Regions from separate parts of the Homo sapiens genome. Here region 2 is linked to region 1. The links are chromatin contacts, found by Hi-C in ENCODE. All regions are on one chromosome and are shown on one strand. Each heading gives the region's core, a stretch centred on a gene start or an enhancer-like site at or near the end of the contact. The rest is flanking DNA. Distances are from core to core; before and after follow the strand shown.

The links. A loop is a pair of places that touch in the nucleus more often than their neighbours do. Pooled maps may share reads with other maps.
Region 2: a map with no recorded cell type shows a loop between it and region 1 (13-fold over the local background). The contact joins two enhancer-like sites. A Hi-C loop is called at or near these places in 12 of 37 single-sample maps with no recorded cell type and 15 of 50 pooled maps.

What each region holds. Positions count from the first base shown.
Region 1 is chr12:8,490,861-8,495,238 of GRCh38, reverse strand. No RefSeq gene overlaps it. Among named protein-coding and RNA genes, the nearest start is that of CLEC4D, 20 kb to the left of the region's middle. RefSeq lists an enhancer at 2,114-2,163. Within about 2 kb of position 1,943, at least 3 of the 41 ENCODE cell types and tissues checked have a DNase peak (open chromatin) inside an H3K27ac peak, as active enhancers do.
Region 2 is chr12:8,645,806-8,650,183 of GRCh38, reverse strand. It overlaps MFAP5 (microfibril associated protein 5), which reads left to right. Exons shown (of 10, transcript NM_003480.4): 9 at 610-683; 10 at 1,981-4,241. The coding sequence ends at 2,093. Among named protein-coding and RNA genes, the nearest start is that of MFAP5, 15 kb to the left of the region's middle. RefSeq lists an enhancer at 1,108-2,307. Within about 2 kb of position 1,328, at least 2 of the 41 ENCODE cell types and tissues checked have a DNase peak (open chromatin) inside an H3K27ac peak, as active enhancers do.

The DNA of each region.
Region 1 (4,378 bases), core at 694-3,193:
CCGAAAAGAAAGTCAGCAAAGGGTGGTGGGATTATCATTAGTTCTTATAGGTTTGGGATAGGTGTACAAAGTACATTCTTAAGGGCGGGGAAGAATATTACAAAGTACCTTCTTAAAGGTTGGGGAGAATATTACAAAGTACCTTCTTAAGAGCGGGGGAGAATATATGTATCAGTTAGGGTGGGACAGGAACAAATCACAATGGTGGAATGTCATCAGTTAAGGCTATTTTCACTTCTTTTGTGGATCTTCAATTGCTTCAGGCCATCTGGATGTATATGTGCAGGTCACAGGGGATATGATGGCTTAGCTTAAGCTCAGAGGCCTGACAGCTAATATCCAGAATCTACAAGGAACTTAAACAAGTTTACAAGAAAAAAACAAATCACCCCATCAAAAAGTAGGTGAAGGATATTAACAGACCCTTTTCAAAAGAAGACTTTTATGTGGCCAAAAAACATATGAAAAAAAGCTCATCATCACTGGTCATTAGAGAAATGCAAATCAAAATCACAGTAAGATACCATCTCACACCAGTTAGAATGGCAATTGTTAAAAAGTCAGGAAACAACAGATGCTGGGGAGAATGTGGAGAAATAGAAATGCTTTTACATTGTTGGTAGGAGTGTAAATTAGTTCAACCATTGTGAAAGACAGTGTTGCAATTCCTCAAGGATCTAGAACAAGAAATACCATTTGACCCAACAATCCCATTACTGGGTATATATTCAAAAGATTATAAATCATTCTGCTATAAAGACACATGCACATGTATGTTTATTGTGGCACTATTCACAATAGCAAAGACTTGGAACCAACCCAAATGCCCGTCAATGTTAGACTGAATAAAGAAAATGTGGCACATATACACCATGGAATACTATGCAACCATAAAAAAGAATGGGTTCATGTTCTTTGCAGGGATATGGATGAAGCTGGAAACCATCATTGTCAGCAAACTAACATGGTAACAGAAAACCAGACACCGCATGTTCTCACTCATAAGTGGGAGTTGAACAATGAGAACATATGGACATAGGGAGGGGAAAAACACTTACTGGGGCCTGTCAGGGGAGGATAGGGAGGGGGTAGACCTTTGGGGAAAAGAGCTAATGCGTGCTGGGCTAATACCTAGGTGATGGGTTGATAGGTGCAACAAACTACCGTGGTACACATTTACCTATGCAACAAACCTGCATGTCCTGCACATGTACTCCAGAACTTAAAGTATAAAAAATAAAAATAGCAAAGATTTAGTCTGCTAGAGAAAATCTCTGAGCATTTTTTAATTTAAATATTGGTGTTTTCACAGAGAATTCATGGAGAAGGACAAAAAAAGAATTTCCTTGATTAAAAAAAAAAAACAACTTAATACAAGTATCCTAAGTAATATACCAGTAAAAAGATGAGTTCCAGCTGACGCTAGCTCTAATTTTGGAGCATTATGAAAGATGTACCTCTAAAGCAATGATAGGTAACATATGTTGATATGTCAGGCACTGCTCTAAGCCCTGAATGGTAATTAACTTGTTTAATTTTCACAAAATGAGGAAAATGCTATTACTGCCATTTTACAAATAACATACCCAACACTTTAAAAGTTAAAAACTTGCCTGAGCTCCTGAAGAGTGCTGGAATATGCCAGAACCAGAATTCAGATTTAGGCTTCATAACACTCAAGCCCATATTGGTAACCTCTAGGTTAAAATCCTCTGAGAAAAAAAGGACATCTTACGAGTTAAAAAACCACCAATAAACACTAACAGATAAATTAAAAACATCAGAAAATATCTAGCAATCAAATGTTGGGATTCATGACTAGAGTAACTAGAAAAGGAGACTGCGTAAGAAGCAGAGGAAGGAACAGATGTATACCAAGGGTCGTGGTGATGAAACTGGTATCAGCAAGCCAGATGGAAACCACAGCAGCAATTCAGTGACTCAAAAGGGACCCACAGCTTCCTCTTTGGGTGGAAAATGTAAAGAATAGTGATCTGGGGTAATAAGCTTCTCAGCCAGGGTAACTCAGAAATGTTTACAAGTGAGTATGTCTAGACTTACAGTAAAGATCCATTTTTCTTTCCAAAAGTACTTCTGACACATTCTAGAGGGCAGACTGCAGTCAGAGACATTTTAAATAGAAGAAATGTCTTCAAGTAGTGAGACAGCATCCATACTTCCAGGCTACTGATGGGGTATATATGTAGGAGATGAACTCCTTAGGAAACACAGATTACACATTTACATCTCTAGTTCTTTTATAGTCAGGGACATACTTAACTTTCCTTTCAAGGTTACAGTCGTTTCCCCAAACCACTATAACTTTATATTTCATTCTAATCCATCTCAGGTTATCATTTCCCTACTTCTTGTTATTTAGATAATTTGTGTATTGTGTTATATTTTCATTTGTAAGTGATAGAAATAAGCTTGTGGGCCAGGCATGGTAGCTCAGTGCTGTAATCTCAGCACTTTGGGAAGCCCAGGTAAGCAAATTGTTTGAGCCCAGGAGTTCCAGACCAGCCTGGAAAACATGGCAAAATCTCATTTCTGCTGAAGATACAAAAAATTAGTTGGGCGTAGTGGTGCTTGCCTGTAATTCCAACTACTCGGGAGGCTGAGGTGAAAGGATCACCTGAGCCCAGGAGGTTGTGCTGCGATCCATGGTCATGCCGCTTCACTTCAGCCTGGGCAACGGTGAGATCCTGTCTCAAAAAAAAAAAAAAAGAAAAGAAAAGAAAAGAAAGAAGCTTGCTAAAAGCTGCTAATGAAAAATGAATGTATAGGAAGGCTGCTTGTGCATTTCCCAGAATCCGTAGAGCAGAACAACCAGGCCCCACAAGCATAGGGTTGATGTAGCTTGGGGAATCTCAGACACAAAAGCATTTGTGGATCTTAAACCTAGAGCTCTGCCATCAGCAAGATTTGGTTCCCCAAATCGTGGACTCATATTTCTCAGCTTTCATTCGGAATCTATGTGAGGGAGAATTTAATTTTGATAGCCTAGAGCAAGTGTAGCCAAAAGATGGACTCATGTAACTACAAACATGGTTACTAAGCTCTCTGGGGACAAACCTCAAAGGAAATAAAATTGTCAAAAAGTGGAAATGATAGCCCCAAACCTCCTACTTCATCCCAGTGTTTCTGCTTATGCAAAAATTTTTCTTAGAAAATGTGTACACATTACAACCAGCTCATTTACTTAGATACAGGGCACATTGGTCAGAGCTCTGAGATGACATACAATGGAGTGGAATGATCTCCTATGATCAGAATCAGTAGTCAAAATCTCAAAAGGTTAGATAGGTTGAGCAAAAGTAATAAGAAACAACTGAACATGCATAAACATTAAGAGTCATGCTTGTGTCCAGAGATGTAATTGTATGGTCAGTAGTGGTTCGGGGAAAAACCCTCCACACACTGGAAGATCTGCTGTTATTTCCTACCCACAATTGAGCAGACTCCATTACATTTCGGAAGTACTCTGGAGATGGAGTTTATGTGTAAAGATTGTTTCATACAAAAATTACAAAACAGAAAGTTGTTTTCACTATTCAATAAACATGTTATATTTACATTTTCAAAGTATATTCCTTACTATAAAAGGGGAAGCTGGTTGGATCACTGAGAAGCCTTACCTTAAACTTATCACAGCCTTGTTATTAGCCAGTTGGGCAAAGGATAACATGAAGTGTTTTAGGCATTAACTAGATACCAGGTCATACATTTCCTTAATTTATTACAATTCCAATAAATTCCAAGAGAAATGGTCAGCAGAGAATGATTTATGACAGGCAGTATTTATGACAGGAGTTTGAGACCAGCGTAGGCAACATGGTGAAACCCTGTTTCTACTTACAAATACAAAAATTACCTGGGTGTGGTTGTGCATGCCTGTAGTCCCAGTTACTTGAGGAGCTGAGGTGGGAGAATTGCTTGAAGGTCGAAGATGTAGTGAGTCAAGATTGCACCAATCCCAGAAAGTAATGACTTTTAACTCTTGAAATAGGGAAAATGAGGGTGGATGCACCCTTTTTGCTGCCCCACCTCTCCTCTCCCTATATGTACTATTGACGATTATTTGCCCACTCACTGGAATAAATTTTCAGTGTCAGATTACATTAGCAGTTGAATGCATGACTGAGAACTTCTATAGTTCCCACTGCCTCTCAGACCATTAATATGAAATACTAGAAAATAAATTGATTATATATTTGTAGCTGGGAATGGTAACAGGGTTGAGGTGCAAATCAATTTTAGCCTTTTGTAAAATGTATTAATTTTGCATGAGGAAATGTATGTTTGTAGTTGTTGACTTTAAAATAATTTAAAATAATCAAAAACAAGGTAAAATTTCATTGTGATTAAATTCTGATCT
Region 2 (4,378 bases), core at 79-2,578, 160 kb before region 1:
AGAAAATAGTGGGGAGGAATATTAAGCCTGACTTTAGGTAGAGTGTGCAAAGTGTCACTAAGAAGAATAACTAAAACAATGGCCTTTGCAACAACTTGGATGGAGCTGGAGGTCATTATTCTAAATGAAGTAACTAAACAATGAAAAACCAAATATTGTATGTTCTCGCTTATAAGTGGGAGCTAAGCTATGAGGAGGCAAAAACATAAGAATGATATAATGGACTTTGGGGACTCAGGGGAAAGAGTGGGAGAGGAATGAGGGATAAAGGCTACACATTGGGTACGGTGTACACTGCTTGGGTGACGGGTGCACCCAAATCTCAGAAATCACCACTAAAGAACTTATCCATGTAACCAAAAACCACCTGTACACCAAAAACTATTGAAATAAAATTTAAAAAACAGAAGAGTAATTAATACCATTCCCTCCCCTATTTTCCAGTTGGGGGGCAAAAGTCTGAAATACTTAAGAAAATACAGTTGGGGAAAAGCAGATAGGGAAAGTGGGGAATATGAGAGTTGAAGAGGCATCCCAGACCCAGGTGAGTTCTCCTCTCAAGGCTTTCTTCCATCTCCTTCCTTGCCTATGACACTGGGACGTCTGCAGTTTACGACGTATGTACATCGTCAACAAGGAGATCTGCTCTCGTCTTGTCTGTAAGGAACACGAAGCTATGAAAGGTAAGATGATGTCTGGATGTTTAATGGAGAGAAGCAGTTATGAGAAGGGTAGATAGGGACATGATATTACTATATCCAAAGTCTGGTACTAGAGGAGGGCTTCAGGCTACCCCCTTAGAGTCCATCAGCTCCTGCTGGAAGTTATCTCAAATAAACAATCTACATAAAGCAGTATGCTTGATATACAAACATAACCCTAAGAAAAGTACCCCTAGATCCCTGTCCTACTAGATTGTAACCCCACAGTGTCTCCTACTTAGAGAGCTTTCTGACACTCTGGCTATTTTAAAGATCATTCACTGGGGTTCTAGGGAAAATTTCAAGTCAGCCATTACAGATAATAGACTCTGCTAGTCCGCAGCCATGTTCATAACTAAAAATAAAACATACACACGCACATGCACTAATTTGGAGACAGTAAGGTTTGGATAGGGCCTATAAATAAAAAATAGATGGGACATTTAGAAATCAGCTATGTTATAAATAGTTCACCAATTCCAAGAACAATGAACATTTCTTACTGTGACATTTCAGGTAGAAGAAGGTAGAAAGATGTTATGGGGCAATTACGAGGGCCCAAAATGTGTGGTTGTAGACCATACATGGTGGAAACAAAGATACTCTCACCTTCCCCATGGCCAGCCCCGAACGATGGCTGTGGTTGGTGAAAACACCACAGACAAAGCCATTTCTGACTCAGCAGCCCGCTTTGTGCTGAGTTCCTGAGTAAGAGCTGTAGTTAACTTCGCAGAAGGAAACTTGCTGTGTGCCCCCATTGGCTTTGTGCAAGCCACCTGCAAGGGAAGCACCTTGAGATTGAGGATGGGTATTTGGGACTCTAGGCACTTTCAAGTATCTCAAGGGACTTCCTAAAGTTAGCTGTTTGCCCATAGTAAGCACGTAAATGTATACTGAATGATTGGATCTCATTTTTCTATTTAATAGATCCATGATTAGAAGAATTGGCAGCTGGATATATAAAGGAAACTAACATTTACTGCTCACCTGTGCTAGGTACTTTGCATACATGATTTCATTTTAATACTCAGAAATATACTGTTGAGGTAGGTATTTTAATTCTCATTTTACAGAAAGGGATAGTGAGGTTTATAAAATTTAAGAAACTTTCTAGGAAGTGGCAAATAACTAAAGTAAGTGGCAGAGCTGGTTAAAACCCGGATCTTTTTCTCTCCAACCTTTTCACTACACCACACTGAAAAGTCTTCTCTATCCCTTAAAACAAGAGCCTTTGTTATCTTCTGCATTCTCTTCCCATGATGTTCTGCTTCTCTTCTAGATGAGCTTTGCCGTCAGATGGCTGGTCTGCCCCCTAGGAGACTCCGTCGCTCCAATTACTTCCGACTTCCTCCCTGTGAAAATGTGGATTTGCAGAGACCCAATGGTCTGTGATCATTGAAAAAGAGGAAAGAAGAAAAAATGTATGGGTGAGAGGAAGGAGGATCTCCTTCTTCTCCAACCATTGACAGCTAACCCTTAGACAGTATTTCTTAAACCAATCCTTTTGCAATGTCCAGCTTTTACCCCTACTCTCTACTTTTTCACCCAAACTGATAACATTTATCTCATTTTCTAGCACTTAAAATACAAAGTCTATATTATTGCATAATTTTGCTGCTTCTCAATATCATAGACACAGTGAATAGATGATGACTATATGGCTTATATACAAACATTCTATGTACAATTTCAAGGGAGACTAAACTTTAGGCTAATAATCTTTACTATTGAATCTGTCTGATATAGATCTTAGGGTTGAAGAAGCTATCTTTGTCTATTTGGGCTAACCATAGAATTTCATTTATTTTCCTCACAATATTTTCCTAGACCAACTCCCCATCATTCACGTGTTCCTCTTTACTCTTACTTTAACTATTTTGCTGGCTTGCCCGAAAATTTGCCTGGCAAGTCTTCCTTATAAGACACATCATGGTAAGTTTTGTAGTCCTGTAAGATTCTGCAACACAGTCAAGAATTATACAATCCTACTAGCAATATATAAGGACCCAAAATGTCTTCTGCTAAGCTCAGAGGCTGGGGCTAAAGCATGAGGACTATGCCAGCTATAGAACTTGGACTCATAATTCGCTATCCAATTTTTCATGCAGTTGTCTAGTCGGGAAGTAAGGTTGGAAACTAAGTCTCATTTACTGATTCGTTTATGGGTAGTACCGGGATGAACCCACCACCACAAAGCAAATTAGACAACTTAATGTGAAATCATACCATTGGTTGACGTTTCCTTGAGTTGCTACTTCGTTCATCTTCACAACTTAACAAGTGCACGGTCGAATTATTGTGCAAGTGGCTTTTGGATATCCTGATTGGGGCCTAAGAAGGGCATTCAGACTTGAATTTTAATAGGCAGACAGAAAGTTTGCCTAATAGTTAATACGAAAGAGTGAAAGAAACACAATATTCAGACAACCCACATTCTTATCCTGGCTCTAGCAGTAACCACGTAGCCTTGGATAAGCCATTTTCCTTCATTAGGTCCTGGTTTAATTTCCTCATCTTTAAAATGAGAAGGTTAAATTTATCTTAGTACTGCTGGGCGCAGTGGCTCATGCCTGTAATCTGAGCACTTTGGGAAGCTGAGGCGGGTGGATCACTTGAGGTCAGAAATTTGAGACGAGCCTGGCCAACATGGTGAAACCCCATCTCTACTAAAAATACAAAAATTAGCTGGGCGTGGTGGCACGTGCCTGTAATCCCAGCTACTCGGGAGGCTGAGGCAGGAGAATCAATTGAACCTGGGAGGCAGAGGTTGCAGTGAGCCGAGATGGCGCCATTGCACTCCAGCCTGGGTGACAAAAGCAAAAGTCCATCTTAAGAAATATATATATATATTATATATATTCTTAGTTCTAAGATTTCCTTTAATTCTATGATTCTCTGGATTTAAATGCATTATTCATATTTCTTGAAGCTTAGATACAGTCTAATTCATAGCAACCATATCTGCTTTATCCTAGGTGAGGGTAGCAGTCCACAATGGAATAGAAGAAAATCCCATTATAACAAATGACAAATTATATATCATGAATCCTTCTGTCTGACTAACTCAATAACTTTCTATAAAAGCCAATGGAATTCAAATAGGAGCTAGGAGACAACAAGTTATATATGACAGTGGAGGTTGTATTCCTTTTATATTGCTGAGAAAACTAGTTAAATGATCAGATTCTTGCTGTTAAGAAACAATTTCGTTTAATGGGATCTGTACAACTGATTTTAAAAAAATGCTACAAAAAGCCCCAAAGCATATAATCTCTACTCCTTACAGTCTCTAGAATTAAATGTACTCATTTAGACAACATATTAAATGCATATTTTAGCCACTTTAGAGAAACCTCATAGGCACAGAGTTTCCAAGATTAATTTTAAGAATATCTTCACGAACTTGACCCTCCTACTCCACATTGCAACATTTCCATCAGACAGCATTTCAATTCCAGTATTATGTATATTGCAAATTAAACATTTTAAAATATTTTTTTCCAATTTATTTCTCAAAATAAAATGTCTTTTGTTCTGGTTCTTTTTCTCTTCTATGTTTACGAAAAAGGCCTGAATTTATGAACTTTTATTCCACTTTAAAAAATGTGTATCAGCCGGGCGTGGTGGCTCACGCCTGTAATCCCAGCACTTTTGGAGGCTGAGGTGGGCGGATCACC